Linked DNA regions of Homo sapiens: region 1 is linked to region 2. Evidence: read pairs that join two places in POLR2A ChIA-PET (ENCODE). Cell type or tissue: Panc1. All regions are shown on one strand. Each heading gives the region's core, and the rest is flanking DNA. Links, peaks and the distances in the headings are about the cores only.

Region 1 (16,297 bases), core at 4,123-12,122, 150 kb before region 2:
CGGGTGGATCACTTGAGACCAGGAGTATAAGACTAGCCTGGCCAACATGGTGAAAACCAGACTCTATTAAAAATACAAAAATTAGCCAGACATGGTGGCATGCGCCTGTAATCCCAGCTACTAGGGAGGCTGAGGCAGGAGAATCGCTTGAACCCAGGAGGCGGAGGTTGCAATAAGCTGAGATTGCGCCACTGCACTCCAGCCTGGGTGACAGAACGAGACTCCATCTAAAAAAAGAAAAAAAATTAGCTGGTCATGGTGGCGTGTACCTGTAGTCTCAGCTACTTGGAAGGCGGAGGTGGGAGGATTGCCTGAACTCAGGAAGTTGAAGCTGCAGTGAGCCAAGATGGCACCATCGCACTCCAGCCTGAGTAACAGAGTGGGACCCTGTCTCCTCCACCCCCCAAAAATTGCACAGCCTAATCAGTTCAATATATGAGAGTATTCATGTAAGAAATGTGTTAACTATTCATTCCTAAGTACTTTATTCACCTTTCTCTTAAGCCAGATCTTCAGATAGTTGCAAACATGGGCCTCAATAACACATCATCATTTTCTTACAGAGGGAGGGAAAGAGGGAGGAAGGAAGGAAGTGGAGATATGCAAGTGTTACATGTGGCACACCCAGAGAGCAATTAAGTATGGACTGCTTTCCCTTACCTATATTTTCCTAGACATACCTAACCTTGGTTTTCATCAAGGCATTATAAATAAACTGTGTATGGACAACACCATAGAGTTGAGTTTTTTAAATACTTCTTATATGCAAAGACCTGTTGGTAAGTTTTCTGTAGAGACTGTGAATGAGCTTAATCAATTTTCATAATTAAGTGCACTTGCTACTAGACAGTGATTGTTGTATAATTCATTGTATTTTCCTTTTACCCTTGTATGGTAGTGTTAAGTGTAATGTACAATTTTGATAGCCTTTCTCCATCTGGAGTTCCTGTTTGTTTGTTTATTTATTTATTTTTGTCTCTATTTTGTTTATTTGTGCTCTGGTATTTATTTCCTTATACTAACTTAGGTTTGTTCTTGCTTTTTTAGTTTCTTGAGGTGCATCATTAGATTATTTGAAGTCTTAGTACTTTTTTGATGTAGGCATTTTTTGCTGTAAACTTCTCTTTTAGCACTAATTTTGCTATATTCCATAGGCATGGGTATATTATATTTCCATTTTTATTTGTTCAAGAAAGTTTAAATTGTTCTTCTGAATTTGTTCATTTACTCACTGGTCATTCAGGAATACGTGTTGTTGGTTCTCATGTATTTGTATAGTTTCCAAAATTTCTTTTGTTATTGATTTCTAGTTTTATTCCATTGCAGTATGAGAAGATACTTGGTATGTTTTCAATTTTTTAAGTGTGTTGAGACTTGTTTTGTGACTCAGCATATGGTCTATCCTGAAGAATGTTCCATGTGCTGATGAGAATAGATATTCTGTAACTGTTGGATGAAATGTTCTGTAGATGTCTATTTGGTCTAGAGTGCAGTTTAAATCCAGTGTTTCTTTATTAATTTTCTGTCTAGATGATCTGGCTAATGTGGAGAGTGGGGTGTTGAATTTCCCAACTATTACTGTATTAGAGTCTGTCTCTTCTGTTAGCTCTAATAATATTTGCTTTATATATTTATGTCTGCTGGTGTTGGATGCATATATATTTAGAATAGTATATCCTCTGCCTGAATTGACCCCATTAGCATTATATAATGAGTTTCTTAGTCCCTTTTTACTGTTTTATTTACAGGTCAAGTGAGTTTGCTATGGGCAACATATAGTTAGTTGGATCATGTGTTGTTGTTGTTTTTTAATCCACTCAGCCAGTTTACACATTTTAAGTGAAAAATTTAGTCTGTTTATATTCAAGGTTATTATTGATATGTGAGGACATACTTCTGTCATTTTGTTAATTTTTTTGGTTATTTTGTATATCTTTTGTTCCTTTTTCTATTTTTGTTTATCTTTGGGGTTTGGTGGTTTTCTTTAGTGGCAATATTTGAATCCTTTCTGTGTTTTCAAATTTTGCTTTCAGGTATAGGTCTCCCTTAACCATTTCTTACAGGGCAGGCCTAGTGATGATGAATTCCTTCCATTTTGGCTTGTCTAGGAAATACTTTCTCTTTTATTTATGAAGGATAATTTTGCTGGGTATAGTATTTTTGGCTGCTAGTTTTTTTCTTTGTTTTCTCTCTCAGCACTTTGAATCATCCCATCCTCTACTGGCCTGTAAGGTTTCTTCTGAGAAATCCATTGTGAGTCTATTGAGGGTTTCCTTATATGTGGCTAGACACTTTTCTCTTGCTGTTTTTAGAATTCTCTTTCTCTTGCTGTTTTTAGAATTCTTTTTCTTTAACTTTTGATGGTTTGATGATAATGTGCCTTCAAGAAGACCTTTTTGGGTTGTACTTATTTGGGGATCTTTAAGGTTCCTGTATCTGGTCGTCTAAATCTCTTGTTAGAATTGAAAAGTTTTCAGCTATTATTTTGTTAAATAGATTTTTTTTATGCCTTTGGGCTTCTCTTCACCTTCTGGAACACCCATAATTCAAAACTGTGTTTGCTTTATGGTATCCTATATGTAATGTAGGCTTTGTTCATTCTTTTTCTCTTTTTTTTTTGTCTGACTGGGTTACTTCAAAAGACCTGTCTTCAAGTTCTGAAACTCTTTCTTTGGCTTTATGTAGTCTATTGTTGAAACTCTCAATTGAATCTTTTATTTCATTCATTGAATTATTCAGTTCTAGGATTTCTGTTTGGTGCTTTTTAATGATATCCATCTTTTTGGTGAATTTCTCATTCATATCCTGAATTGTTTTTCTGATTTCTTTGTATCCTTTATCTGTGCTTTCTTGTATCTCACTGAGCTTCTTTAATATCATTAATTTTTTGAGAGAATTTTTTTTTTTAGGACTAGAGACAGGGTTTCACCATGTTGCCCAGGCTGGTCTCAAACTCTTGGGCTCAAGTGATCCACCCACCTCAGCCTCCCAAAGTTTTGGGATTACAGGTGTGAGGTACCATGCCTGGCCATATCATTATTTTGAATTTTTTTCTTATAGCTCATAAATTTATTTTTTATTAAATCTGTTGCTAGAGAATTATTGTGTTCCTTTGGAGGTGTCATCTTTTCTTCCTTTTTCATATTTCTTGTGTCCTTATATTAATATCTGTGCATCTAGTCACTTCTTTGAATTTATTGGATTGGCTTTTTTAGGAGAAGACTTTTTCCCGAAGATGTACTTACGGTGTTCGTTGGGTAGAGCATTTTGGTTTTGATTCTGGGTGTATGCAGTAGTGTAGTCTCCATATGATTTATTCAGGTGTACTTGGCATCACTGGTGTCTGTGTTTTCCTCAGTGGCTTAGGTTGCAATTGTTAGTAGAGGCTGGGGTGAGGTTTTGCTGGGGACAGGTAGGCCAGTTTTTGGGCCCCAGTAGTGGCAGCAGCTGGCCAAAGCACACCTGTCCTTGGGCCCCTGAGCAGTGTAGGCAGGCAGTGGTGTTAGCAGGTCCAAGCAGGCTGATTCTTGGGCCTCCACGCAGCTTGCTCATGTGCCAGCAGTGTTAGTGGTGGGCTGGGTGTGTGGATGTGTGTTTGGGTCCTCAGGCAGTGTGCATTAAATGGATGATGGCTGTAGCAGTGGTGGGACAACTTTTGGGTTCCCAAGCAATACACACTTATATTAGTGGTGGCTGTGATGTGCTAGGCAGGCCAATCCCCAGGCCCCCAGGGAGCAAGTATGGGTGGGTTCCAGCTGCTATGGTGGTAGCCAGTTGAGTAGGCCTGTGCTCAGATCCCCAAGAGGAGCACCCAGATGTCAGCAGTGGTGGAGGGGACGGGGCAAACCCCAGAGTCCTGGGTGTGCTTGGGCACTGGATGGGGGACAGTGCCAGGCCAGAGGGGCTGTCCTCAGGTCCTCCAGTGGTACATTCAGGCGGATCCTCTTGTGAGTTGGGCAGGGTGATCCTCAAGCCCCCTAGCAAAGTGCTCAGATGGAAGCAGCATGGGCAATGAGTGGAGAAAGCTCATCCTGAGGGCATGTGCAAGGGAGCTGTGGCCCTGCTGCATGGGGTGGGGTGGGGTTGCTGTCAGTGGCTGCAGCCACTGGCAGGCGGCTCTTGGGTTCTGGAGAGCACACATTTCAGCCCCCAGCAACAGTGGCCATGGCAGTAGTGGCAGCAACAGTAGGGAGAGCCAGTCTTCAGGGCACATGCAAGTGTGTAGTGGCCCTGCTACCAAGGGAATGGGGGGTACAAGGTTGCTGCCAGTGGCATATGTTTCAGCCCCTCAGCTGTGGGTGGGAGATCCCATCTTCAGGGAACATGCAAGTGCGTGGTAGACCTCCTGCTGGTGGTGGCAAGGTTGCTATCAGTGACAGCGGCCCCAGGTAAGTGGGTTTCAGGCTCTGGGGAACACATACTTTGTCTCCCTTTGTCTCAAGGGCAGCCTCCTCAGTGTACTGCGTCACTCATTCCCTGGGGTACAAGACACCATGCAGAGTCCATGTGGACATTTGGGGATGTCATTGGGGCTCTAGGGATGTGGAGATGCAGGGACTTTTGGGCCCCAAGGAAGGATGCAGTCCGGTAGGAGTTGGATTCTCAAAATGGTGCCATCCTGCAGCTGCTTAGGACTTGGAGGTGGGGGAGGGGTGGTGGGAGCCAGCATGAGTTCCTCTCTGGAGCAGTGCCATTGTGTGGTCTCCAGGCAGCTGCCTATTACTAGTCTCTGGGCCCATGAGGGTTGAGGAGCTCTCCCATGGTGAGGATTGCAGGAGTCCACAGTAGAAATGTAGACTGCTGGGGTCTTTCACTTACCATTTTCCTGCATTGGGAAGCCTCTCCAGACTCCCAGCCAATCCCAGCTCCTTCTGTGCTTGTGTGTTTCCTGTCACCTCTCTGTTGAATTCCAGTATTCTCTCTTAGATGCCCTCTTTGAAGTGTGATTATCTACTTGCTATTTTGGTTCTACTTTGTTCAGGAAGTGAGTGCCAGATGCTTCTAGTCAACCATCTTGACATCCCTCCCATGTAAAGTTGTTTATATGTATTTTTTTTTCCACTTTATTTCTTGACCATAGTTTTTTTGTCCTTTATTATTTGGGTCTTATTATATCTATATTTTACTTTTAGTTATTTCACATTCTTTTTTTTTTTTTCCTCTGTCACCCAGGCTGGAGTGCAGTGGTGCAGTCACAGTTCGCTGCAGCTTCAATCATCTTCTGAGCTCAAGCAATCCTCCCACCTCAACCTCCTGATTCACTAGGGCTACAGGCATTCACCACCACGTCCAGCTTATTTTGGGGGGTGGTTTTAGTAGAGATGAGGTCTCACTGTGTTGCTCAGGCTGGCCTCAAGCTCCTGGCCTCAAGCGATCCTCCTGCCATGGCCTCCCAAAGTGCTGAGATTATAGGCACAAACCACCATGCCCAGCCTTCACATTCTATTTTTAAAATAGGGAGGCTGAGGCAAGAAGGTCACTTGAGCCCAGGAGTTTGACACCAGCCTGAGCAACATAGTGAGACTCCATCTCTAAAAAAAGAAAAAATAAAGTAGGTAGGATATAAACAATCCAGTGGAAAAAATATATGTTATATCTTACATTGGTCACCTTTTTATACCCACTACAATCGATAAATGAATCAGTGGTCTGTATTTCCCAATGGCATAAGAAAATCCCCTACATCGGATCTAGTTTTCTGCTTTCTGTATGAGGTAGCAAGACCTCAGAAGAGCAAGAGTCAGTGTCAATAGGTGATGTGTGAAGTGATCTTACTAGATGAGAGCAGGAAAGCGAGAGCTGGATATGAGGCTCCAGCACCTGAATGGTTCAAAAAGGAGTACTTGTGGGAGTAAGAACAATCGTGATCCAAAATCCATAAGAGGAGAGAGCTTAGAAAATGACCGTTTAGTCTCTGGGTAGAAGCCAAGACGGAGGCCTTATGGGATGGAGAAGTGTCCTCATTTATTTATGCTCCTATTTATTTCCAAATAAGATTTGAGGTGACATAACACTAAAACAATTACTAAAAATATAAACTAGAAAAAAGAAATAAAGTGGAAGGAGGGAAGACTTAGCCACTGTGTTTTAAATTTTGATTTGTTCTTTTCATTGAATGTCAGTTCCTAATGATAAAATAGAGGCAAATAAATGCAGATTACAGGTTACTCTCTTCAGTTGACTCAAGATTGGTTCTTAAAATAGGTGTAAGATTATTTTTAAGTCTATAAAATGAAACCTTTGAAAACAAAAGTAAAAATCTTGAGTTATGTTACATTAAGATGAATTTTATCGTCTTAGGTTTTGCTAGTGGAAGACTCAGAAAAATATGAAATATTCAGCCAACCAGATAGAGAAGAGTTCCTGTTTTGTCTTTTCAAACATCTTTGCCTTGGTGGAGCCCTTTGTCAATATGAGGATGTGATTAGCCCATATCTGGAAACAACAAAGCTTATCTATAAGGATCTGGTGAGGTAATGTTGCTAGATCACAATATGTAAATCTCTAGTTAATAGAATAAATTATTTGCTTAACCTTGATGGAATTACACAACATCATTCAGTGGTTATATTAACAACCAAAGCATATAAAAAGCTCTACCCTTACCCCCCTCTCATAACCTTCCCCCTCTCTTCCAGAATAGAAAGATTTCTGGATTTCTCTCTCATTTAGTTCTCAGTCCCCTCATTCTTCATCTAGCTCTTCTGCTTTTTTCCTCATTCAGACCTGTTACAAACTGCCATCTTCCAAGCCTTCTTTTTTTCTTACCAAGCCTCCTTTTAAATCTGAAGGGAACACAAGAGATCCCTCCAGATGTTTGAGTTTGCTTAACTAATAGTAAAAACAATTATTACCTTTGTTCCAAAGAAGTGGAAGAATTTTCACGTAGGTGTAATCTTTACCTTTTCAAATTAATCCCAGTGCTTATGCAGTTTGAAGTATTCTAGTAGCATTTTTCTTTTTGAAGATCAAATGAGAATTAAAACCTTACAAATTTCTTATTTGTACCTTTCTTTTAACTGAAATGAATGTTCTTTGGTTGGGTTTTTCAGTTATGAAGATATTGGATCATCTTAATAGGCAAAACAATAGAAAGCAAAAGATCTTAAAAGTTAGTTATATAATTTTACTTTAATAGGAGAAAACAAGAATTAGCTTCTCATTGGACTCATAATTGTTACTTTACTTATACTCAACACCTTAATTCTCATATCCATTCCATGTGTCATATAGCTATACAGCAAACTGCATAATTTAGTTATGCAATTAATTTATTTTATGGTTTTAAAAACAGAAAAATGTTTCTATAATCTCTCTGTGATTTTAATGAACAAGTTATTGTCAACACATACAGATTATTGGAAGAAGATATGTTAGAAACAGAATTTCAGAAAAAGCATACACATACCTATTAATATATCAAACATACTGTCCTAATTATTTGAAGTTCATGTAAACCTGCTAGACTGCTTCTAGCACTCCCTGAAGATACTTCTCTGTATACCCTACACATACACACACACACACACGCACTCATGCACGTACACACATACTACTACCACTACTACCACAACGCGTTGTACCCCATCCGCCACATGAACCTGTGGAATTCCTCACTACTGTGTGCTGTGGAGGAGGAGATTGTGTTGGAGATATTTGAAGTAGAAATAAGTTTAGAACCTACACATTGAAGAAACTGCTATTTTTCCCAACATTCCCTTCTCCAGATTCTCACCTGTGATTCTCTTCTACATTTTTGGATGCTAAGAAAAAGTATGACTGCTTTACAGTGTCTAACCTGCCCTTGCAGATAAATATTATTGCTAATCCATTCTAGCACAGTCCATCCCTTATGTTTGTACATGTTGGGAGCACACTACAGCGTGTGATTTTAGGAGTCTCTAACTCAAACAAAAGGGTAAAAATGTTATTAAAATATTTTCTTCCTCATCCATTATAACAGGTCCTATAAAACACACCTTTTTTATTTTTTAAATTTTAATCATTTATTTTTTGAGACGGAGTCTCACCGTGTCACCCAGGCCAGGCTGGAGTGCAGTGGCGCGATCTCAGCTCACTGCAACCTCCACCTCCTGGGTTCAAGGGATTCTCCTGCTTCAGTCTCCCAAGTAGCTGGGATTATAGGCACAAGCCACCATGCCTGGCTAATTTCTTTATTTTTCATAGAGACGGGGTTTTATCATTTTGGCCAGGCTGGTCTCAAACACCTGACCTCGGGTGATCTGCCCGCCTCAGCCTCCCAAAGTTCTGGGATCACAGGCGTGAGCCACTGCACCTGGCCTATTTTATTTATTTTTTATCTTTTTATTTTTTTTGAGACAGGGTCTCACTCTGTTGCCCAGGCTGAAGTACAGTGGCACAATCTCGACTCACTGCAACGTCTGCCTCCTGGGCTCACGTAGTCCTCCCACCTTAGCCTCCCGAATAGCTGGGATCACAAGCACACACCACTACACCTGGCTAAGTTTTTCATATTTTTTGTAGAGACAGGGTTTCACCATATTACCCAGGCTGGTCTCAAACTTCTGGACTCAGGTGATTCACCTGCCTCAGCCTCCCAAAGTGCTGGGATTACAGGTGTAAGCCGCCGCGCCCAGTCAGGTCCTTGTTTTTTAAAATGTGCAGAGTTACTTAGAATAGTCTGGACACCCCAGAGTTTAGAGTCAATATGGGACTGATCCTCAGAAATAATCGCAAATGACATTGACAAGAAACAACTATATTATGTCCAAACCATTAATATAATTACACTTTTAAAAAATATTATGTGGAAATTATGTTTCTTTATCCTTAAAAACCATGGTTATCAGAGGATGGAGTTAGTGATGGATAAAGATCTGATATAATGCAATTATTAGTAGAACACCATAGAGCACTAATCAATATCACTTTATATTTCCTTTTCCTTTTTTCTTAAGAGATATAGGACAGATGATAACTGTACTTTCTTGCTAGGCCTATAAAAAATTAGACAAATTATTTTAGAGATATTTTAAAGTAATACTAATGTAGGATCAGAGGCAACAGAATAATATGATTTCTTTCTATTAGAAACTAACGTCTAATAATGTACAAATGGTGGTTTCTTTCTAAAACAATTACTTGTTTTTGTTTTGTTTTTTTTTATTTTTTTGAGATGGAGTCTCACTCTATCGCCCAGGCTGGAATGCAGTGGTGCAATCTCGGCTCACTGCAACCTCCGCCTACCGAGTTCAAGCAATTCTCGTGCCTCAGCTTCCCCAGTAACTGGGACTACAGGCGCATGCCACCATGGCCCAGCTAATTTTTGTATTTTTTGTAGAGGCGGGGTTTCACCATGTTGGCCAGGCTGGTCTAGAACTCCTAACCTCAGGCAATCTGCCCACCTCGGCTACCCAAAGTGCTGGGATTACAGGTGTGAGCCACCGTGCCCGGCCGATATACTTGTGGTACATGTTTATATGTGTTAAGTGATTGTTCTGATATCAAATACTAAATTTTCCTCTAAACTGATTTGATGAACACTTTTACAAAGTTTTTTCTTTCCTCAGATTTTTAAACGGAAATAATTTATGTATAGTAAAATGAATAAATCATAAATATACATACAATTTGGTGAATCTTTATGTATGTTTATACCATATAACCACCCACAGATCAATACTTAGAATTAGATATAACCATAGATATGTTATTTATATTGACCTAGGTGATTATATAGGTGTATGCAAAGTATTTTATATATAGTGGTTATAGTCATCCCTTGGGTAAGCACAAAATCTTAAAAGTAGTATTCAACTTTTAAGCAGTATGTTAAGCAATAGAGAAATCAAAAGAAAATGAACTTGACCTATGTCATAGAAATATTTGGAAATCAATTTAATCCTGGGTTTAAGTCTAAATGAAATATCTAGTAGAGATGAAAACCACCTAAGATTGTTGAACCCTGAAATGGCTATGGCTGGTCATCCCCAAAAGGTACACAAGCTCAACCATACATACACACACACCGCTCAAACTGAGTCTTCCTTTTTCCTCCTCCTCTTCTTTCTTCTCTCCCTCTTCCAATTACTTTTACATATGTAGTAGATGGAGAAGCAATACTTACACCTAAAAAAGTAGAGAAGAGGGTATCTTTCTTTAAATTTTACCTATACATGTCACACATTAATAATACCTTTGATACCTATGTATTAAATATTTATAGAGTGTATAGGTCTGGGATGAGCAGCTGAGGTGTAACAGAAAGATGACTGGACTCTGAGTCACCTGTATTCTATTCCCAGAAATACCACTTTTATTTAGCTTATCTTAATTATAGCATTTAGCTTCTTTAGTTATATTGTCCATAAAATTGACAAAATAATGCCTACCTCAATGAGTTGTGTGATCTTTAAATGAGGTCATGTATATAAGGGTATTTTGGAGGCAGGGTGCAGTGGCCATCACCTGTAATCCCAGGACTTTGGGAGGCCAAAGCAGAAGGATCTCTTGAGGCCAGGGTTTCAAGACCAGCTTGGGCAATATAGCAAGACTTTGTCTCTACAAAAATAAAAAATAATAAAAAGTTAAAAATTGTGTAAAAAATGTTTTACAAACTGTAAGGCATTATAAATATAAAGTGTGTGTATATTTATTTATATATATGTAACAAATTATAAATATATGTCTGTAGCTTATTTTCTCAATCCTTAGTTTGCTTTCTCACTACATATTGCCATAGGAAATCTTTTGTGGGGAGAGTAACTGAAAGAAAACTACTGAAAAAAATTATTTTTAATATGATATAACTTAGCAATATATAATTTAACAAATAGTTGTTTGGGGTTTTTTGGGATTTGTTTGTTTGTTTGTTTGTTTTTGAGATGGAGTTTCGCTCCTGTTGCCCAGACTGGAGTGCAATGGTGCAATCTTGGCTCATCGCAACCTCCGCCTCCCAGGTTCAAGCGATTCTTCTGCCTCAGCCTCCCGAGTACCTGGGATTACAGGCTATGTTTTTGTATTTTTAGTAGAGACAGGGTTTCTCCATGTTGGTCAGGCTGGTCTCGAACTCCCGACCTCAGGTGATCTGCCTGCCTAGGCCTCCCAAAGTGCTGAGATTACAGCCATGAGCCACCGCGACCGGCCCACAAATAGTTTTTATATACATTATCTCATTTGATTTTCATATACTAAAAGGAACATATTATTCCCAATTTACATATGAGAAAATTGAGTCTCAGAAAGGTTAATCCTACTCAAAGTGAAAGAACTAGCATTTGTATTTACATTGTTTAAGTCTTCAGTCTATCATGCTTTTATCTACCCCGTATGGCTGTTTACACTTCAGTCTGATTTTTACAAATCCCTATTCATCCAATAATTGTCTCTGTAGCCTGGGAAGGTAATTTCATCATCTGAGTCTCAGACTGACCTTAAACCTTCTAACTGTAAGATTCAATTTTCTGCTATTTCAATTCAGTTGACCTTGCCCATTCTTGAATGAAGCCTCAGATGCCATTTTTTCAAACCACTTAGTTGGATAGTATGTATTTCCATGTTCTATATGAATAAGAACACTTAAATACTAAAAGGGATCATTACTTAAATGTATATGCCAATGCCTATTATATGTTAAAAGCACCTTTTCTTCCTTTTTTTAGTGTTCGAAAGAATCCTCAAACCAAGAAAATACAGATTACCTCTTCTGTCTTTAAAGTTTCAGCTTATGTAAGTGTGAGAGAACTTTTGCAACCAAAGAATTTAATTACTTTTTATTAATAGAGTTGTTACAACTGGAGTTAACAATCAGGACAATGTTATGCCTAGGAGAAAAGACAATGTTATTTAGAGTTTTGTTAAAATTAAAAGTTGATAGAGTATGCTTTTGTTTGGAGAACAATTTGAACTTTTTTCCCTGGCTTCCTTTCTGTCATCTGTATCTAATAACATTGCCTACTTATTTTAGAGCTAAATCTGTGACTCAGATAGAGTAGAACACAGTTCTCTTAGTCTGTCAAACCATCATTTATAGGGCAGATAAATAAGAATGCCACAAATGTCGCCGGGCCCGGTGGCTCACGCCTGTAATCCCATTTTAGGGGGCCGAGGCAGGCAGATCACGAGCTCAGGAGATCGAGACCATCCTGGCTAACACTGTGAAACCCCGTCTCTACTAAAAATACAAAAAATTAGCCGGGCATGGTGGCACGCGCCTGTAGTCCCAGCTTTGGGGAGGCTGAGGCAGGAGAATTGCTTGAACCTGGGAGGCGGAGGTTGCAGTGAGCCGAGATCATGCCACTGCACTCCAGACTGGGCAACAGAGCGAGACTCCATCTAAAAAAAAAAAAAAAAAAGAATGCCATAAATGTGTCTTTATACATAGAATCTGGTACTTGAATTTCAGTATTATACAAAAGATATTATTACATTCGAAGCAGTTTCTAAGTATCTTCATTCAATCACTTAACAAGTATTTATTAAATATATACTGTGTATCAGCTATTGTACTGGGCTAAGTCACAGTGATAAACAAAAGAAACATAGTCCCCACCCCGTGCAGTGGCTCATGCCTGTAATCCCAGCACTTTGAGAGGGCAGATCACTTGAGGTCGGGAGTTCAAAACCAGCCTGGCCAACATGGTAAAACCCCATCTCTACAAAAAATACAAAAAATTAGCCGGGTGTGGTGGGAGACGCCTGTAATCCCAGCTACTTGGGAGCCTGAGGTATGAGAATTGCTTGAACCCAGGAAGCAAAAGTTGCAGTGAGCTGTGGTGGTACCAATACTGTACTCCAGACTGGGCAAAAGAGTAAGACTCCAACTCCAAAAAAAATTTAAAAAAAAAAAGAGAAAACAAAGATAGAAAATTGCTAAATATAAAATTGTTGCAATATTAGCACTTTAAAAGCACTTTTTTTAAAATGATGGGATTTGTCTTTGGACTATAAATTCCTTAAAGACAAAAATTATGCATGTAAGTATAGTACATATGTATTCCTATCATAGTAGACTGTGCTGTCCATAAATATTTTAAATCATTAATTAACTGCCAATTTATTGTCAAAGATTTTATCCATGTTTCCTGTTTTGACAGAAAATACATAATAGGCAAATATATTGATTATCACTTAAATGTAGTTGTATACTAACTAATTTAGGATTGGCCGGGTGCTGTGTCTCAAGCCTGTAATCCCAGCCTTTTGGGAGGCCGAGACAGGTGGATCACAAAGTCAGGAGTTCAAGACTAGCCTGGCTAAGATGCTGAAACCCTGTCTCTACTAAAAACACAAAAATTAGCTGGGCATGGTGGCACATGCCTGTAATCCCAGCTACTCGGGAAGCTGAAGCAGGAGAATCACTTGAACCCGTGCGGCAGAGGTTGCAGTGAGCCGAGATCGCGCCACTGCACTCCAGCCTGGGCGACGGAGCAAGACTCTGTCTCAAAAAATAATAATAATAAATATATAAATACATAAATAAAATAAAATAATAATAATTTAGGTTTGTCTTTTTCAGGATTCTGCTGGTATGTGCTATCCTTCAGCAAAGAATCATGAACAGACATTTTCTTACTTTATTGTGGATCCTATCAGGCGTCACCTTCATGTTTTATACCACTGTTATGGTGTGGGAGACATGTCTTAATGTTCTTTCAGATTATGTACCTCTACTATTTTGTATTTATCATTTTTCTATCTTAATACTAACTTATAGATAAACATATACTTTGCAAATTAATTCAAGAAAAATGTAAGGAGCCTACTTAGAGCAGAAGAAAGCAAACACCAAGATGCCTTTTTAAAAATTTGTGTGGAATACTAACCGGGGATCAAATTTCATCCATAATAAAATCTATACCAAAAAAGTTGTGGAATTTTTACAGAAAGTTACAAGGAATTAGAAATCTAGTTCATATTTGTTGCATTGTGATTCAAGTGAATCCTCAATTTTCCATGTATTTTAATTTATAAGCTAATTAATTATGGATTGAAAATGTAGCAGAAAACTAAACATGTCTACCACTGATCATTAATATGAATTGTTAGTTTATTTAACTTGTTTCATTTAATTACATTTCTTCATTGCACAAGCGTTTACATCTGTAAAGCTAGGCAAAGCATAACAATTCTTTTGCTTCATTTGTTCCACTTATAAGCCTCAGTAAAGAAGTAACGTTCTGGGGCCTGGCACGGTGGCTCACGCCTGTAATCTCAGCACTTTGGGAGGCCAAGGCGGGCGGATCACGAGGTCAAGAGATCGAGACCATCCTGGCCAACATGGTGAAACCCCGTCTCTACCAAAAGTACAAAAATTAGCTGGCTGTGGTGGTGTGTGCCTGTAGTCCCAGCTACTCAGGAGGCTGAGGCAAGAGAATCACTTGAACCCGGGAAGTGAGGTTGCAGTGAGCCGAGGCTGTGCCACTGTACTCTAGCTCTGGCAACAGAGCAAGACTCCGTCTCAGAAAAAAAAAAGGTTCTGAAAGTGGTTGTAAACTCTTGTATCACATAATAAATTAAAACTGCAGCTGTCCCACGGCTAATACAAGAGCTACATGTAAACAGAGAAAGTTGCCTGATGGCATTAGTAAGTCGTTCAAAGAGTGAGAAGCAGGTTATCTTAGTACTGTTCCTTATTTCATTCATAGAATGAATGTATAACCTAGATTGTTTTTGGTTTATTTTGATGGCAAAAATCATTGACATATATCCCATGGGTCATGGGAAGCCTGTAAGAAATGTTGAGGTTTGAGGAGGAGCAAGTTTGAAAGATGTGTTTCTGTGTTGTGGGATAAAGACGATAATCTTGGACTTGAACCTGGATTTGAATCTGGAATGCAGCTGGCAATTTGGGTATAGAGCTCAGGAGAAAGAGTATGTTTTACTTCTAATACCTAACACAATGACTTGGCATATTAAATGTTTATTGAATGAATAACTACTTTCTAGATATCCTCATAATACCCATAGATTTTTTTAAATTACATAAAAACATAAAATCAAGAACTGAAATGTCTGTTTGCTACCAGCTTTGCTGCTTACCTCACAGTTCCCTATGACCTGGAGACCCTTTCGATCAATCAAGTGGCCAATCAGTAATTCTTTTTGAATACCAATTCTGTGCAAGGCACTGGGCAGTTTACTTTGGGGAAACATACACTCCCTATAAACCTATTTAGGAAGGTAATCTTTAAGAGTGTGACTACCAATAGTGATTGTTGCATGAATTCAGAGATAGAAGAGATCACTCTGAACTAAGATAGGCTTAGTCTGGCTTCTATGGAAAGACTGGTGGGATATCAGTAATGGAAGAGAACAGCAGTTGAAGGGAGCACATGATGTGGCGAGGTACTCTGGGCTTGGCCCTTGGATGAAAGTCCAGAGGCGAAAGATGGGAAAGTGATACTGAGGAATTGCCACTATTTTTTCTCCGCTCTAAAGGTGGAGGTAGATAGGACCTTTGAGGAAAGATTGCTCCATTGTTTTGGAAAAATCATTTGATGACTCATTTGTGATTATGCAAATTATCTGTATTATAAGGCATAATAGAGTAGTGATAAAGAGTTTGGGCTGGGCTGTCAGGTTGCCTGGATTTTTTAATTTGCCATTACTTGCTGTGTGACCTTGAGCTGGTTACTTAACTCTCTGCGCCTTAATTGTCTTTTCTATAAAATGGAAAAAAATAATAGGACTACCTCGCAGGGCACGGTGGCTAACGCCTGTAATCCCAGCACTTTGGGAGGCCAAGGCAGGCGGATCACGAGGCCAGGAGATCGAGACCATCCTGGCTAACACAGTGAAACCCCATCTCTACAACAAAATAACAAAAAAAAAAAAAAAAAAAAAAAAAAAAGAAAAATGAGCTGGGCGTACTGGTGGGAGCCTGTAGTCCCAGCTACTCAGGAGGCTGAGGCAGGAGAATGGCATGAACCCGGCAGGCGGAGGTTGCAGTGAGCTGAATCGCGCCACTGCACTCCGGCCTAGGCGAGAGAGCGAGACTCTATCTCAAAAAATAAAATAAAAATAAATAATAATAATAATAATAATAGGACTACCTCATAAGTTCCCTTTTTTGGAAAATTGTATTAATTAATACATATGTTGGTCTTTGAATGATGCCAGGCACATAGTTTAAGTGCTCATGAATTTTGGCTGCATTCTCTACTGAGGAAATATGAAGAAAAAAAAAGAGAAACAGTTAACTGTCTGCATAATAATGTAAAAAGCTGTCTTCTTGGGGCCAGAATTGCTTTTGTATAGATTATTATTAATTGACTGAAGAGATGGGAAAATTGGTTTTTCCTCTTTGGAGGCCCCA
Region 2 (16,297 bases), core at 3,933-11,932:
GCAATCTCAGCTACCAGAACCTCTGCCTCCCGGGTTCAAGCGATTCTCCTGCCCCAGCCTCCCAAGTCCTCCCGAGTAGCTTGAATTACAGGCACCTGCCATCACACCCAGCTAATTTTTTGTATTTTTAGTAGAGACGGGGTTTCTCCATGTTGGTCAGGCTGGTCTCGAACTCCCAACCTCAGGTGATCTGCCCACCTCACCCTCCCAAAGTGCTGGGATTACAGGTGTGAGCCACTGCACCCGGCTGAGGATGATTATCTTGATTGTAGTGGCAGCTTCACAGGTGTACACACATGTCAAAACTCATCAATTTATGCACTTTATAATTTATTGTATATCCGTTATATATCAAAAAGCTTTTCAAAATTTACTTGGAATATCTAATCACCTGTAACTAAAAGTTTCAAAACTCAGCTGAGTATTTATACCTTTAGTATGCTATCCATAATCTGCATATATGTTATTTGTATCATTGGCCTTGTTACATTAGAGTCATCCCTTGGGGGATTGGTTCCAGCAAGTCCCTTATATAAAATGGCATGCTATTTGCATATAACCTACACACATCCTCCTGTATACCTTAAATCATTTCTAGATTACTTATAATACAATGGAAATGCTATGTAAAGAGCTGTTACACTGTTATAACTGTGTTGTCATTCTGTATTGGGAATAATGGCAAGAAAAATAGTCTATATATGTTAAGTACAGACACAGCCTTCCATTTTTCTTCTCGAATATTTCGATCCATACTTGGTTGCCTTACGGATATGAAAGGCTAACTATATTTGTTTTCATGCCAAATTCTTCCCTATTTGATTAATAATACACTCCTGCCACCAGTAAGTAAAGTGTCTTTTTTTCATTGATTCTTTCAAGTCTAATTTAGGTGAATCCTTAGGTTAGTTACTGTTAGTCATGGCTCAAATATAGGTTTAATGAGAAGAGTGTTTCCATAGCCCTTCAAGGGGTCGGATATCTCCTTAGGTAACTTGGAATGATTTCCCTGCTTACTGACATCTCTAAGTTATCTTTCTTTATAAATCTGCATAGTTGGTTCTGCAGTGTCTGCTGACATAGAAATTCAGTTGTTAAATGAAGTAAAAAGTAAAAATTTCACGGCTTTTAACAAACATAGTGGCCAAATTCAAAGCAGCAAGAACATGGAGAGTCTAGTCTGCACATGATACTAGTTTTAACCTAATAAAAAGTAGGAATTTTATTTAAAAGGCTAAAATAAAAAGTTGTAAAAATAATATGAAAATTATAGCCAATTCAGTTATTTTAGTTATGACTTACAGTTTAGTGTTATATATTTGTTTTGTGCTACAAACAGGAGCATACCTTCTTTGATAAAAAGCAAATGAGAGTCTTTAGAATATTCTCCAATACTCCCATGTTTGTCACAGAACCCTAGGCATCAGCCTTTTCTGGAGTCTATAATTTTATTCATTTTAAAGTTTATTGTTAAATACATCCTCATATTTTAAGAGCAAAATAAATTCTTCAAGGAATTTTAAGTTGTTTTATGCTCCAGAGTAATTCATTCACTCTGGCCTTAGGGGGTACAGCAAAAATAATTACGATATTTTGTGATAAGTGCTGTGTTCAGGATGTTAAAGACATGACATGTCTGTGTCTAATCCAATCTCAAGATCGAGATGGGATCACCACGGAGAGTTTCTTCAAAAAGGTAGTGCCTTCACCAGGTCTTAAATAATACGGAAGAAAGGCATGGTATTGAGAGGATGTGTCCTCCCACAGACAGACTACAATGAGTGTAGTATCACTGTTTTAAAGTCACTTCTCACTTTGTAAGATGAGCATGGGAGGAGTCAAAAGTAGAAGATAGAAAAGAAATAAGAGGGATCCCCATAAGACTGCAAGAAAAGTTAAAAAGATGATGAGTATAAATGAAGTTACTTTTGAGGCAAGCAGGAAGAGGTGGCAAGAGGGGCCAGAAAAATCAAAGATTATACCTGATGACCTGGTTTTTTTTGTTTGTTTTGTTTTTTGTTTTTTGTTTTGAGACAGAGTCTCGCTCTGTCACCTAGGCTGGAGTGCAGTGGCGCAATCTCAGCTCACTGCAACCTCAGCTTCCTGAGTAGCTGGGACTACAGGCATACGCCACCACGCCTGGCTAATTTTTTTATATTTTCAGTAGAGACGGGGTTTCACCATGTTGGTCAGGCTGGTCTCCAACTCCTGACCTCAAATGATCCGCCCACCTCAGCCTCCCAAAGTGCTGGGATTACAGGCGTGAGCCACCACACCCAGCCAATGGCCTCAGTGTTCTAATGTAGATGGAAAAGAAATAGACATGGACTTCACTGGCTGGGCATGGTGGCTCACGCCTGTAATCCTAACACTTTGGGAGGCCAATCGCTTGAGCTCAGGTGTTAAGACCAGCCTGGGCGACATATAGTGAGACCTTGTCTCTACAAAAAAATTTGGAGGAAGAGAAAAGAAAAGAAATGGACTTCCCTGAATAGGGGCTTGAGATAGTATGCCATATTTGGAGTAGTGACCATGAGGATGTGAAAAACAACTGACCAAGAACAAAACAAAACAAAAAAACCAATAAGTGGTACTAGGGTCCATCCAAAACCAAAGACCTTTAATTTGTAATGATAACATTCTGGATAGTTATGTGATTTCTTTTTTTTCTTTTCCCTTAGCATTTCTCAGCAATCTCAGAATGAAAATGGAACAAATACACTTTGGCATTGCTTTGGGGTTGGGATTTGCTGGGCTGAGATAAAATTATATGTACATCAGGAATCTAAAAGGTGCTTATGCTGTTTTGAATGATCAGTCATGAATTTAAGCTTGTAGGGAAGGAGAAAAAAAAATAAGATACCAAAAGACAGCCAATAGACTAGACTAGTAAGGAGAGATGGGTCTGGAGTCTCTGAGGTTGGAGGGCTGGTAGAGTGGACATGAGTCTATGCAGGAACTGGTTAGAAAAAAATGTGAGAAAGTAAAATAAGTGCATGTAAGATTTTGGGGAGAGAAGTTTCTAAGCCAGTTCTTGGGTATGACTGAGGGAATTAATGATTGAAATACAGTGATGAAGTGGTCAGTATCATTTCGGTGTAAAGGCGATCCCGGCATTTCAACAATGGGTTATTATATGGGTTTTATGCATGGAGGTCATAATTCCAATGTGATGAATGCAGTTGGAATGAAGAGAAACACTGATCATCGTCTCAAAACATGACTTAAGATTTTAGAGTTGGTTTGGTTTCAAATAACAGGATCTTAGTGGCTGTGCAATGGGTGTTTGAGTGGAGTGGAGATGAAGGTCACTGGAATCCAGAAGGTTCAGGAAGCTGTCAGGTTAAGTGAATTGTCCATTTAATACTGAAGCATGTTAAGAGGCATGGAGAATACTTGGAGTGGCAAGAGGCTTTGACCAGACTCCAGAATTTTCCCGTATATAAGATGGAGTAACGAAGAGATCAGTAAATTTGAGTACAAGAAGCAGTTTACCTTGCAGGGAAGACAGGCAAACAATTTTGGCATTTGGCCAAGTCCCTAGGTTCCCTCTCAGGACATTGGTGTTTGTTTTTTTTTAAAGTACAGGATTGAAAAGAAAAGGAATTTCATTGATACAGTTAAGAAAATATTAAATAGAAACTTGTGATATAACGTGCTTCTTTTTAATGTATAAATAACAAGATCTAAGGCTGGGTGCAGTGGCCTATGCTTGTAATGCCAGCACTTTGGGCGGCCAAGGAGGGTAGATCATCTGAGCCTGGGAGATTGAGACCAGCTGGGCAACATGGCAAAACCCTGTCTCTACAAAAATACAAAAAATTAGCTGGGTATGGTGGTGTGCCTCTGTGGCTGCAGCTACTCATGAGGCTGAGGCAGGAGGATCACTTGAGCCTAGAAGGTCAAGGCTGCAGTGAGCTATAATTGCATCACTGCATTCCAGATTGGGTGACAGAGTGAGACCCTGTCTCAAAAAGATTAAAAAAAAAAAAAATCTAGAAGCACATCTTATAACGTAACTACTGTAGCATTGAAATAGCAATGATCATAAATGGTATTTTAAAATATTTGCAACAACTACAATGTGATATGAAAACATTTATATGTTCTATTGGTGAAAAGTTAGGTACAGTGAATACTAATGGTGCATACTACATTGGAGAAAATGTTGACAAATTTAGCGAAAGTTAATGTGTAATTTTTTTTTTTTTACCCCATTGAAGTTCAGAGACTCTCTGAATTCTGTCATGGTCCGCTGGTTAAGAAACTCTGGTTTAAAGGATGGTATATCCAGAAGGCATAAACCTAAAGAAAAATAAGTGGTATTTGCATGCAGGAGAATTGTAGTTTAGAAGTGGCAGCGTAGAGCTAGGAGAAGCTTTCCATACTTCAGGACCCCATGGCGATTGTGGAGGTGAGGGCTGGAGATGGTGGGGCCGTGCCTCAGTGAGCAGACTTGGCTCAGAAAGCTGTGTGGAAGGATGACGGAGTCAGGCCAGTATCCTTTGTGATAAGAAACTGTATGTATTTCAAATCAAACCCAAAAAGTAGAGGGAAAGAAAGCTGATGGTCTAGTAGAGATGATGTTTACGATAGGTGGAGAGGCACAGTGAAAATTCTTAGGAGGGTAAGAAACAGTGAACAGATAAAGGAGAGAAAAAGGACAGAGTAGTAATGAGTGTGCTACGGATGGGTCACAGTGAGATGAACTGTTTTTGAGGTCCTGGGCAAATACAGGCTGAAACCTGGGAGGTTTGGAAGCCCTTGAAGGCAGGCCTTCTGCAACCATCAGAGTAGCAACCTACAGCCTTTGCTCAGGTTTACAGGGAGAATCCTGCTGAGAAATTGTTGGATGACCCTGAAGAAATTTTACCCCATTTTAAATATTATGTTTGTGGTGGAGAAGCCTTGGGTTTGTGTTTTAACTTCTGATGTCTTTTTTTCATTTTCCTCCTCTCTCCCTGCTAGAGGATGGAACATATTCTATCCAGCTCAGGATAGAAAAACCTAAAGTCAAAATGAGACATTTAATAGCAAAGTGTGAAATAGTGTTGGGGGTTGGGGAAGGATTGGTGTCTTATAGTAAAATCATCAGATGCTATTCTTCCTACTTCTTTTTTTTTGGCGGGGGAGGGGGTCGGGGGGTTCCAAACACACAAAACCATATAAGAGTTGTCGAGTAAAAGCAAACTTTAAGAATTATTTTTTTAGGGCCGGGCGCGGTGGCTCACGTCTGTAATCCCAGCACTTTTGGGGGGCCAAGGCGGGTGGATCACGAGGTCAAGAGATCGAGACCATCCTGGGTAACATGGTGAAACCCCGTCTCTACTAAAAAAAATACAAAAAATTAGCTGGGCGTGGTGGTGCGTGCCTGTAGTCCCAGCTACTCGGGAGGCTGAGGCAGGAGAATCACTTGAACCCAGGAGGCGGAGGTTGCAGTGAGCCAAGATTGCACCACTGCACTCCAGCCTGGTGACAGAGTGAGACTCCGTCTTGAAGAACAAAAAAAAAAAAAAAAAAAGAAGAATTTTTTTTTAAAGACCAGACTTGCCATTCTATAATAACCCAAAGGAGGATTTGGGAGTATCTTCCAGAGTAAGGAAAATAACAAAAAGAAAACAAAGTAGCAAAATGTATATAGGGTGGGGGGTGGTTAATATGACTAGACAGACTTTAAATATATGTAACTTAATTTTTAGTCATTTGAAATGGATAGAATTAGGTCATTCTGATTGGGAAATGTATTAACTTTAAAGTAGATGTTTTTAATCTATCTGCACGGTTACTCTGATGAACGTTTTATTTCTTTAAACCTAACATTAAATGTGTTAATCAGTAGATTGATTCTCTTTGGCTTTATTTTTAATTAGGAGTTAGCCCTGCGTAGCCAGTTACCAACACTGGAGCAGGATGGTGGGACTCAAAATCCAGTGTCTTCTCCCGGGATGTCTCAGGAATTGAGAACAATGACGACCAATAGCTCAGATCCTTTCCTTAACAGGTTGGTGAAAGTTGCTACTGGTGAATATCTGAAAAGGATCATTGCTTTAAAATCATTCTGCTTAGTGCTTGTAATAGGCTATTTGGAACATCTGTGTGGGCCAAAAACCATAGCTGTAAATGAATCTCTCTGTAAATGGCAAGTACATGCAGAGTTGAGGATTAAAAGTTGTCTCCTGTGAGAGGAAGTGAACTGTTCAGACTTGTACAAGGGATACTTATTCAAAGTCATGACGTGTTTGCTTCTGCCTATACTGTTGACTAACAGTTACTTAAAATTACAGAATCATGAAGGAACATGTGAATGCCTTTCTGTGAAAGCAAATGAATTTCATGTTAAACCTACTTAGGATTGCATTATAAGGATCACTGGAAGGAATTTTCCACATAGCTATTCAAGCTAAAACGTTTCACCCAGCAGCACTGTAAGGCCTCATGTTCTTAAGGGCTATAGTCCAAGGAGATAAAATGTAAGGTTGTGCCTCTTTCAAAAATGCACTAAGATTAACGGCAGTATTTGAAAATAACATAGCTTAGGGATGCTTCTTAGTGAGTTACCACAAATCCTGGGTTTCAGACAGATTGCAATATTACATAAACTGCCATTTTGAAGTCTGTAAGCTGAAACAGGTCATATTCTTTGCCTAGGAAGTCATTTAAGATTAAGATTTAACTAAAATTCCTTCTTCTAGGTTGTGGAGTTTCAAACTTTTTAAAATATGGGATTAGTTTACGCTTTGGATTCCTTTTCTAACTGATTTAAATAACACACTTTCTTAAATACTCAAAGGTATTTTGCACTAGGAAAACTATTACACCACCTTTTCAGTTCTCACCAATTGAATTGGAAACTTAGTAATTCCAAGAGAAAATATCTTATCCTGCTAAAAGTATTTAGTGCAATAGAATTCACCATTTACTCAGTTTTTAAGATTAGTACTGGTGGCCTAGTTGGAAGGTTTGATTTTGAAGACCATCTAAAATGTATTTTAAGTTTGTATTTACTCTTCTGACATACACTTTAAAGTTCTAAAAGTAAGTGTATTTATATAAGATTATAGTTCTAGACTTAAACTGAGGCTAATTAAGAGAGGCATAGCCTCAGAACTTTTTTTCCAACAAGGAAAATTTCATATCCATGTAATTCCAGTACCTGTCTTGTTGAAGGGGCTATATTAATCCCAGGGATAAAAATTAGACCATTTTAAAAATGGATAGGCTGCATATCCTTCTGACAGTCACTTATGAAGATTTTTTTTCTTAAAACTTTTGATGAGAGCTGGGCTACAATTTGAGATTCTATTTTCTGGGAAGATCAGAGTGGCAGATAATCAGTGTTACTAATCTAAGGGCAGAATTGTATATGCATTCTCTGCAGTACCCCCAGTTTCTAATAATAACATACATCTGACTTTGACTTTTTTTTTCTTTAAAAAAAAAAACAACTCTTGGCTGGGCATGATGGCTCATGCCTGTAATCCCAGCACTTTGGGAGGCCAAGGCAAGTGGACCACCACCTGGGGTAAGAGTTCGAGACCAGCCTGACCAACATGGCGAAACCCCATCTTTACTAAAAATACAAAATTAGTTGGGCATGGTCACGCATGCCTATAATCCCAGCTACTCGGGAGGCTGAGGCAGGAGAATCGCTTGAACCCGGGAGGCAGAGGTTGCGGTGAGCCGAGATCATGCCGTTGCACTCCAGCCTGGGCAACAAGAGTGAAACTTGGTCTCAAAAAACAAAAAGACAAACAAAAAAACCTCTTGATGGTTTTTCCCTTGTTTACTATTTGATTTATGTATATTCCTTAAGCTCTAAATACTTTTTGCCCCAACTTGCCTTGGCATTGACTCTTAGTAGTAATGCTGAGTTCCCTTAGTTCCCTTTTACTTTTACCCTCAAAGCTCACTCAGATGTCCCCCTCCATGAAACTTTTACCCTTTACTTCTAAGCTCCCTGTTTGTTCTGAAAGCACTGTGCTTACATCTGAGTTCATATAGCCCCTAAATATGATTCATTAGTATATTTGTTCATTTCCCTCCTTGAAGTTGTGAGCCTCTCACAAAACATTGTTTGTAGGTGGTGGTGATTGTTAACCTCTTTATCCTCAAAGCCTAGTCTAATGCCTGTCATGTAGTAGCAGATGCTCAGTGAATGTTTACTGAATGAGTGGGGCCTGTAGGAAGTGGGGTTCTGCAGGGAGCAGTTCCTCACCAGGAAAATGGCCCTGTAAACTCTGTCCTCAGGAATGCCCATGTGCTTCCCCTGTGGTTTGGAATGAACTCTGCGCAACTCTGTAAGTTCAGTTATTCAGTAATAGACTAAAATGTCTGATGTGTGTCCCATGCTTAGCAGCCGAATAGAGTGATGACTAGGACCAGGCTCTTGTCCCAGATCAGGGCAGGCAAAATACAAACAAACCACATCCTGAGGCCTTCTCATATATGGCTGCATTGTATACCAATGGTCTCAGAGGCAAATGTGTGTTTTCTTGGATCTGTGTGAGGCTTTTGAGCCTTGGCAAAATCTGGCAGAAGCATTAGAGTAAACCAGTGATGGCAGTATATAGAATGAGGGGAGAGAGAGAACAAGGCAAATGCATTGCATCATTTAGGGAAGGCAGTTGGGGTATTGACTGAGCTTTTAGCCTTGAGCAATTGTTAAACTTGTTTTTATTTTTTAACTTTTATGTAAGTTAAATAGCTGCTTATTAAATGTACAAGCCGTAGAGAAAGTTGAAGTTCACACTCACACAGACCATTGAAGAATAACAGCTGCCTTGATTTTATGCGTTTCTCTAAGATTTTGTAGAGTTAGTAGAACTCAGGGAATGCCAGCTGATGTCTAGATGCTACTAGCTTAGGAAAGTGTTCTATTTCTCAGGGTAATGGATATTTACCATACTTTTAATGTAAATCTGGGAAACCTTACTTAGTCTAAAGTGAAAATCTGTGTTGGGTCATTTTATTTTCAAGGGATGTGCCTTGCAGTTTTTTGTTTTGCTCTTTTCTTTAACTGGAGCTATATGATTTCCCGTTTCGTTTCGTACTGAAGTGTTTGAGGCTTTTTCCTCCCCCGCCCAAACACAGAAGCAAGGAGATCAAGCCACGAGTATTCTTATCTTATTGGCAGTGACTCACCTATTTTGGCTCAGTCCTAAAAGGAATTCTGGTGGTTTATTTGGGGTTGATTTTTCCTTGGCTTATGTTCTCTGCACAATAGCTAGGAATTTAACTTGAGTCTAGTGCAGACCTGTCTCCTCGCCCACCTGGAGTTTGTGTTGTGACGTCTCTGTGCCACCACCACCTGGAGAATTGAGGCCTTGGGACAAGTAAGTTGTATGGGTTCCTCCGCACCCCCAGATTCAAATGATATTACAGAGAGGAGAATACTGATGCAGAGAATTTTCTGTCAGCCAGGAAAACTAACTGGGGGTATCTTTTTTTGTCCCTTATTGTCACCAAGCACAGAACCTTAGGAGAAATCTTGGTTCCTTAGAGCTGCCAGCTTCAATTAGGATTAACTTGTCTATTTCACTTCATAGCACAAGCCCTGTCTATGGCCCTGAGGGAGGGTGCTTGTTTCAGACATTGCAGGACAGGAATTTTCACTAATCCTCTTTGAGAATTATGTTGCTGCTCAGCAGGTGTTTATTTTTACCTTGAATTGATTTTTAAAATTTTTTGTGTTGGTCTTTAACTGTCATGTTTATGTAGTGGCACCTATCACTCTCGAGATGAGAGTACAGACAGTGGACTAAGCATGAGCAGCTACAGTGTCCCTCGAACCCCAGATGACTTCCTGAACAGTGTGGATGAGATGGATACAGGTTGGTATTCTTTATTCCTCTTAGTAACCTGACTTAACAGTGGGATATGTTATCACCAGGTCTCATAAGGTATTGTAAGCAAAGATGATTCAGAAGAAAACCAATTAAAATCCTGTAAATTTGAATTAAATTGATCCTGCTTTGTCTCTATACGGTGATTTGTAACTTGTCTTTTCCTAGTTTAAAAAAATATATATCATGGATTGGCCGGGTGCAGTGGCTCATGCCTCTAATTCCAGCATTTTGGGAGGCCAAAGTGGGTGTATTGTTTGAGCCCAGGAGTTCAAGACCAGTCTGGGCAACATGGTGAAACCCCATCTCTATAAAAAAACATACAAAAATAAGTCAGCTGTCATGGTACATGCCTGTAGTCCCAGCTACTCAGGAGGCTGAGGTGGGAGGATGGATTGAGCCCCGGTGATCACACCACTGCACTCCAGTTTGGGTGACAGAATGAGACCTCTTCTCAAAAAAAAAAAAAAAAAATCATAAATTGGATATATTAGCTCTATTTGAATAAAACTCTGATAACATGACTTATGTTAGCATGTTGATCTTAATTGGCAGGACAAACTGACAACCCTGTTAGAACATCTCTCTCCTTATAGATTAGTGTCCTTAATTTTGAGAGATGTCTACATGTAATTCAGTGTTTGTCTTCATCTTTTCTCTAAGAGTTTTTGGTCCACCTTAAGTGTTATGGGGCTCAGGAAACCAGGTGGGAAAGACTAGGAGGTGGGGCTCACTTACTTTGTTAGAATAGTTGCAGAAGGCCAGGTGCGGTGGCTTAAACCTGTAATCCCAGCACTTTGGGAGGCCGAGGTAGCCAGATCACGTGAGGTCATAAGTTCAAGACCAGCCTGGCCAACATGGTGAAACCCTGTCTCTACTAAAAATATAAAAATTAGCCACATGTGGTGGTATGCACCTGTAATCCCAGCTACTCGGGAGACTGAGGCAGGAGAATCATTTGAACCCGGGAGGCGGAGGTTGCAGTGAGCCAAGATCACACCACTGCACTCCAGCCTGGGTGACAGAGCAAGACTCCGTCTCAAAAAAAAAAAAAAAAAAAAAAAAAAAGAATAGTTGCAGGGGTCTTGCAGGAGCTAAGAAATACCTGCCTCACAGGGGTAATTACGGAAGCATTTCTCCTGTGGCTTACCTGGCAACCATTGCCCTAGAGTTGACAACTGCCAGAGTGCATGAATTGGCAGGGAAATGAAGCTGTTCTTTAGCTACCAACTCTTTCACTAACTGCTTCTATTCTGAAAGTGTTTAGCAAGGCTTTTGTGCCTGTATTCATCCAGCTCCTGGCTTTGATGCTTTCTAGAATCCACACTACCCCTCCTCTCTGATTATCTAGATGTTAAATCATCCTTAGGAGCCACTTCAAACCCATTTCACACACAACACCTTTACTTACTCCTCTAATCTGTATTGCTCTCTTCTCCAGACCCCTGTAGCACTTAATGGTTTATGTTAGTTTTTCTGAAAGTATGTTCTATTGAAGCTCTGAGGAGTGTTAATGTTGTCATATGCAAAAAAGGCTCTGTGGCCAAGTAAGTTTGGGAAACCTAGAAGCAAGGCTAGGAAGATGGATTTATTCAAAGCCCTCTGGGAAGGCTTGTTTTGCTGTTAGGAAGGTGCATCTCCTAAGGGTAGAATAAAGTATTCTTGCAGTCTTTCTATTTTAGTGTTTCCCAAAGTATATTTAAGGCCAAGGTAGGTCTATACCACTCATGTTTATGTTTAGTCTTATTATGGTGGTGCTTATCTGGAAGACAGGGTAGTGATGCTGTCGTGTTGTGTACTTGTTCTTTCTCCCGCTGCTGCATATAATTTTTCAAGGGCTTTTTTATTTTTTTCATGACTCCTTTAGTGCTCAGCACATAATAGCAATCAAGCTGTTATTGGATATCTGAACAATGTTGAAGCAAAAGTAAACTTGGCATTGTTATTTTGTTATCTGTGAGTTGTTTGACCTGATATAAATTCTAGGTATCAGTTTAGGTCAGTCAGGAGCGCTTTTCTTTCCCTGTGCATTTCTCTGTGCTCATATGATACAGCCCTGATGTTAGCTTTTCAAAAAGGACTTTGTTATCTCTGTGTGTTTCCACTAGGTGATACTATCAACCAAAGCACCCTGCCCTCACAGCAGAACCGTTTCCCAGACTACCTTGAAGCCATTCCTGGGACAAATGTGGACCTTGGAACACTGGAAGGAGATGGAATGAACATAGAAGGAGAGGAGCTGATGCCAAGTCTGCAGGAAGCTTTGAGTTCTGACATCCTTAATGACATGGAGTCTGTTTTGGCTGCCACCAAGCTAGATAAAGAAAGCTTTCTTACATGGTTATAGAGCCCTCAGGCAGACTGAATTCTAAATCTGTGAAGGATCTAAGGAGACACATGCACCGGAAATTTCCATAAGCCAGTTGCAGTTTTCAGGCTAATACAGAAAAAGATGAACAAACGTCCAGCAAGATACTTTAATCCTCTATTTTGCTCTTCCTTGTCCATTGCTGCTGTTAATGTATTGCTGACCTCTTTCACAGTTGGCTCTAAAGAATCAAAAGAAAAAAACTTTTTATTTCTTTTGCTATTAAAACTACTGTTCATTTTGGGGGCTGGGGGAAGTGAGCCTGTTTGGATGATGGATGCCATTCCTTTTGCCCAGTTAAATGTTCACCAATCATTTTAACTAAATACTCAGACTTAGAAGTCAGATGCTTCATGTCACAGCATTTAGTTTGTTCAACAGTTGTTTCTTCAGCTTCCTTTGTCCAGTGGAAAAACATGATTTACTGGTCTGACAAGCCAAAAATGTTATATCTGATATTAAATACTTAATGCTGATTTGAAGAGATAGCTGAAACCAAGGCTGAAGACTGTTTTACTTTCAGTATTTTCTTTTCCTCCTAGTGCTATCATTAGTCACATAATGACCTTGATTTTATTTTAGGAGCTTATAAGGCATGAGACAATTTCCATATAAATATATTAATTATTGCCACATACTCTAATATAGATTTTGGTGGATAATTTTGTGGGTGTGCATTTTGTTCTGTTTTGTTGGGTTTTTTGTTTTTTTTGTTTTTGGCAGGGTCGGTGGGGGGGTTGGTTGGTTGGTTGGTTTTGTCGGAACCTAGGCAAATGACCATATTAGTGAATCTGTTAATAGTTGTAGCTTGGGATGGTTATTGTAGTTGTTTTGGTAAAATCTTCATTTCCTGGTTTTTTTTACCACCTTATTTAAATCTCGATTATCTGCTCTCTCTTTTATATACATACACACACCCAAACATAACATTTATAATAGTGTGGTAGTGGAATGTATCCTTTTTTAGGTTTCCCTGCTTTCCAGTTAATTTTTAAAATGGTAGCGCTTTGTATGCATTTAGAATACATGACTAGTAGTTTATATTTCACTGGTAGTTTAAATCTGGTTGGGGCAGTCTGCAGATGTTTGAAGTAGTTTAGTGTTCTAGAAAGAGCTATTACTGTGGATAGTGCCTAGGGGAGTGCTCCACGCCCTCTGGGCATACGGTAGATATTATCTGATGAATTGGAAAGGAGCAAACCAGAAATGGCTTTATTTTCTCCCTTGGACTAATTTTTAAGTCTCGATTGGAATTCAGTGAGTAGGTTCATAATGTGCATGACAGAAATAAGCTTTATAGTGGTTTACCTTCATTTAGCTTTGGAAGTTTTCTTTGCCTTAGTTTTGGAAGTAAATTCTAGTTTGTAGTTCTCATTTGTAATGAACACATTAACGACTAGATTAAAATATTGCCTTCAAGATTGTTCTTACTTACAAGACTTGCTCCTACTTCTATGCTGAAAATTGACCCTGGATAGAATACTATAAGGTTTTGAGTTAGCTGGAAAAGTGATCAGATTAATAAATGTATATTGGTAGTTGAATTTAGCAAAGAAATAGAGATAATCATGATTATACCTTTATTTTTACAGGAAGAGATGATGTAACTAGAGTATGTGTCTACAGGAGTAATAATGGTTTCCAAAGAGTATTTTTTAAAGGAACAAAACGAGCATGAATTAACTCTTCAATATAAGCTATGAAGTAATAGTTGGTTGTGAATTAAAGTGGCACCAGCTAGCACCTCTGTGTTTTAAGGGTCTTTCAATGTTTCTAGAATAAGCCCTTATTTTCAAGGGTTCATAACAGGCATAAAATCTCTTCTCCTGGCAAAAGCTGCTATGAAAAGCCTCAGCTTGGGAAGATAGATTTTTTTCCCCCCAATTACAAAATCTAAGTATTTTGGCCCTTCAATTTGGAGGAGGGCAAAAGTTGGAAGTAAGAAGTTTTATTTTAAGTACTTTCAGTGCTCAAAAAAATGCAATCACTGTGTTGTATATAATAGTTCATAGGTTGATCACTCATAATAATTGACTCTAAGGCTTTTATTAAGAAAACAGCAGAAAGATTAAATCTTGAATTAAGTCTGGGGGGAAATGGCCACTGCAGATGGAGTTTTAGAGTAGTAATGAAATTCTACCTAGAATGCAAAATTGGGTATATGAATTACATAGCATGTTGTTGGGATTTTTTTTAATGTGCAGAAGATCAAAGCTACTTGGAAGGAGTGCCTATAATTTGCCAGTAGCCACAGATTAAGATTATATCTTATATATCAGCAGATTAGCTTTAGCTTAGGGGGAGGGTGGGAAAGTTTGGGGGGGGGGTTGTGAAGATTTAGGGGGACCTTGATAGAGAACTTTATAAACTTCTTTCTCTTTAATAAAGACTTGTCTTACACCGTGCTGCCATTAAAGGCAGCTGTTCTAGAGTTTCAGTCACCTAAGTACACCCACAAAACAATATGAATATGGAGATCTTCCTTTACCCCTCAACTTTAATTTGCCCAGTTATACCTCAGTGTTGTAGCAGTACTGTGATACCTGGCACAGTGCTTTGATCTTACGATGCCCTCTGTACTGACCTGAAGGAGACCTAAGAGTCCTTTCCCTTTTTGAGTTTGAATCATAGCCTTGATGTGGTCTCTTGTTTTATGTCCTTGTTCCTAATGTAAAAGTGCTTAACTGCTTCTTGGTTGTATTGGGTAGCATTGGGATAAGATTTTAACTGGGTATTCTTGAATTGCTTTTACAATAAACCAATTTTATAATCTTTAAATTTATCAACTTTTTACATTTGTGTTATTTTCAGTCAGGGCTTCTTAGATCTACTTATGGTTGATGGAGCACATTGATTTGGAGTTTCAGATCTTCCAAAGCACTATTTGTTGTAATAACTTTTCTAAATGTAGTGCCTTTAAAGGAAAAATGAACACAGGGAAGTGACTTTGCTACAAATAATGTTGCTGTGTTAAGTATTCATATTAAATACATGCCTTCTATATGGAACATGGCAGAAAGACTGAAAAATAACAGTAATTAATTGTGTAATTCAGAATTCATACCAATCAGTGTTGAAACTCAAACATTGCAAAAGTGGGTGGCAATATTCAGTGCTTAACACTTTTCTAGCGTTGGTACATCTGAGAAATGAGTGCTCAGGTGGATTTTATCCTCGCAAGCATGTTGTTATAAGAATTGTGGGTGTGCCTATCATAACAATTGTTTTCTGTATCTTGAAAAAGTATTCTCCACATTTTAAATGTTTTATATTAGAGAATTCTTTAATGCACACTTGTCAAATATATATATATAGTACCAATGTTACCTTTTTATTTTTTGTTTTAGATGTAAGAGCATGCTCATATGTTAGGTACTTACATAAATTGTTACATTATTTTTTCTTATGTAATACCTTTTTGTTTGTTTATGTGGTTCAAATATATTCTTTCCTTAAACTCTTCTTTGTTGTTTTTAACAATTGATATTTGAAACTTTTTTTTTTTTTGGCTTCTTACTGGTCTTCCAATAGAACAAGAACTGGCAATAAAAGGTGATTACAGTAGTAACTGGGAAGACAAGTTAAACTTAAGTTTCGTTGTGCTTTAAGTTAGGCTTGACATTTGGAACTTTTGAAGTATGGATATATAATTCTTTTAACTTTGTGTTCTTACTCTTCACATACACCATCCTCATCCGTGGTAGTGTCTAAGCAGAACTGCGTCTGCTTGATTCTTAAATGACTTCACTACATGTGACGGCACAGAGGACACTGAGAACATAAGAACATGGCACTGTCTTTCAGAATGGCCTTTGGTTTTACTTCTTTAATATATTCTCTCAGGCCAGGCGTGGTGGCTCACGCCTGTAATCCCAGCACTTTGGGAAGCCAAGGCAGGCGGATTACCTGAGGTTGGGAGTTCAAGACCAGCCTGACCAACATGGAGAAACCCCGTCTCTACTAAAAATACAAAATTAGCTGGGCGTGGTGTCGCATGCCTGTAATCCCAGCTACTCGGGAGGCTGAGAATATATATATATTCTGTTCTATTTTGGAGGTCATGAGAGAATATTATATATTAGTAAAA

What was found. Peaks named below come from ENCODE experiments on the same cell type or tissue, not always from the same donor. Only the 100,000 strongest peaks of a DNase experiment are listed, where the experiment ranks them.
Region 1: POLR2A ChIA-PET joins it to region 2 with 18 read pairs; 2 of 35 experiments call an interaction of 5 or more read pairs at or near these places.

The regions. Positions count from the first base shown.
Region 1 is chr11:102,069,573-102,085,869 of GRCh38, forward strand. It overlaps CFAP300 (cilia and flagella associated protein 300), which reads left to right. Exons shown (of 7, transcript NM_032930.3): 5 at 6,301-6,473; 6 at 11,643-11,709; 7 at 13,499-14,982. The coding sequence ends at 13,627. Among named protein-coding and RNA genes, the nearest start is that of CFAP300, 30 kb to the left of the region's middle. RefSeq lists an enhancer at 16,209-16,297. In Panc1, for the core only: no CTCF peak of the experiment used is centred there; no DNase peak of the experiment used is centred there.
Region 2 is chr11:102,217,752-102,234,048 of GRCh38, forward strand. YAP1 (Yes1 associated transcriptional regulator) reads left to right here. Exons shown (of 9, transcript NM_001130145.3): 7 at 5,871-6,001; 8 at 9,718-9,830; 9 at 11,951-15,673. The coding sequence ends at 12,189. Among named protein-coding and RNA genes, the nearest start is that of BIRC3, 92 kb to the right of the region's middle. In Panc1, for the core only: no CTCF peak of the experiment used is centred there; no DNase peak of the experiment used is centred there; H3K27ac peaks cover 2,663 bases.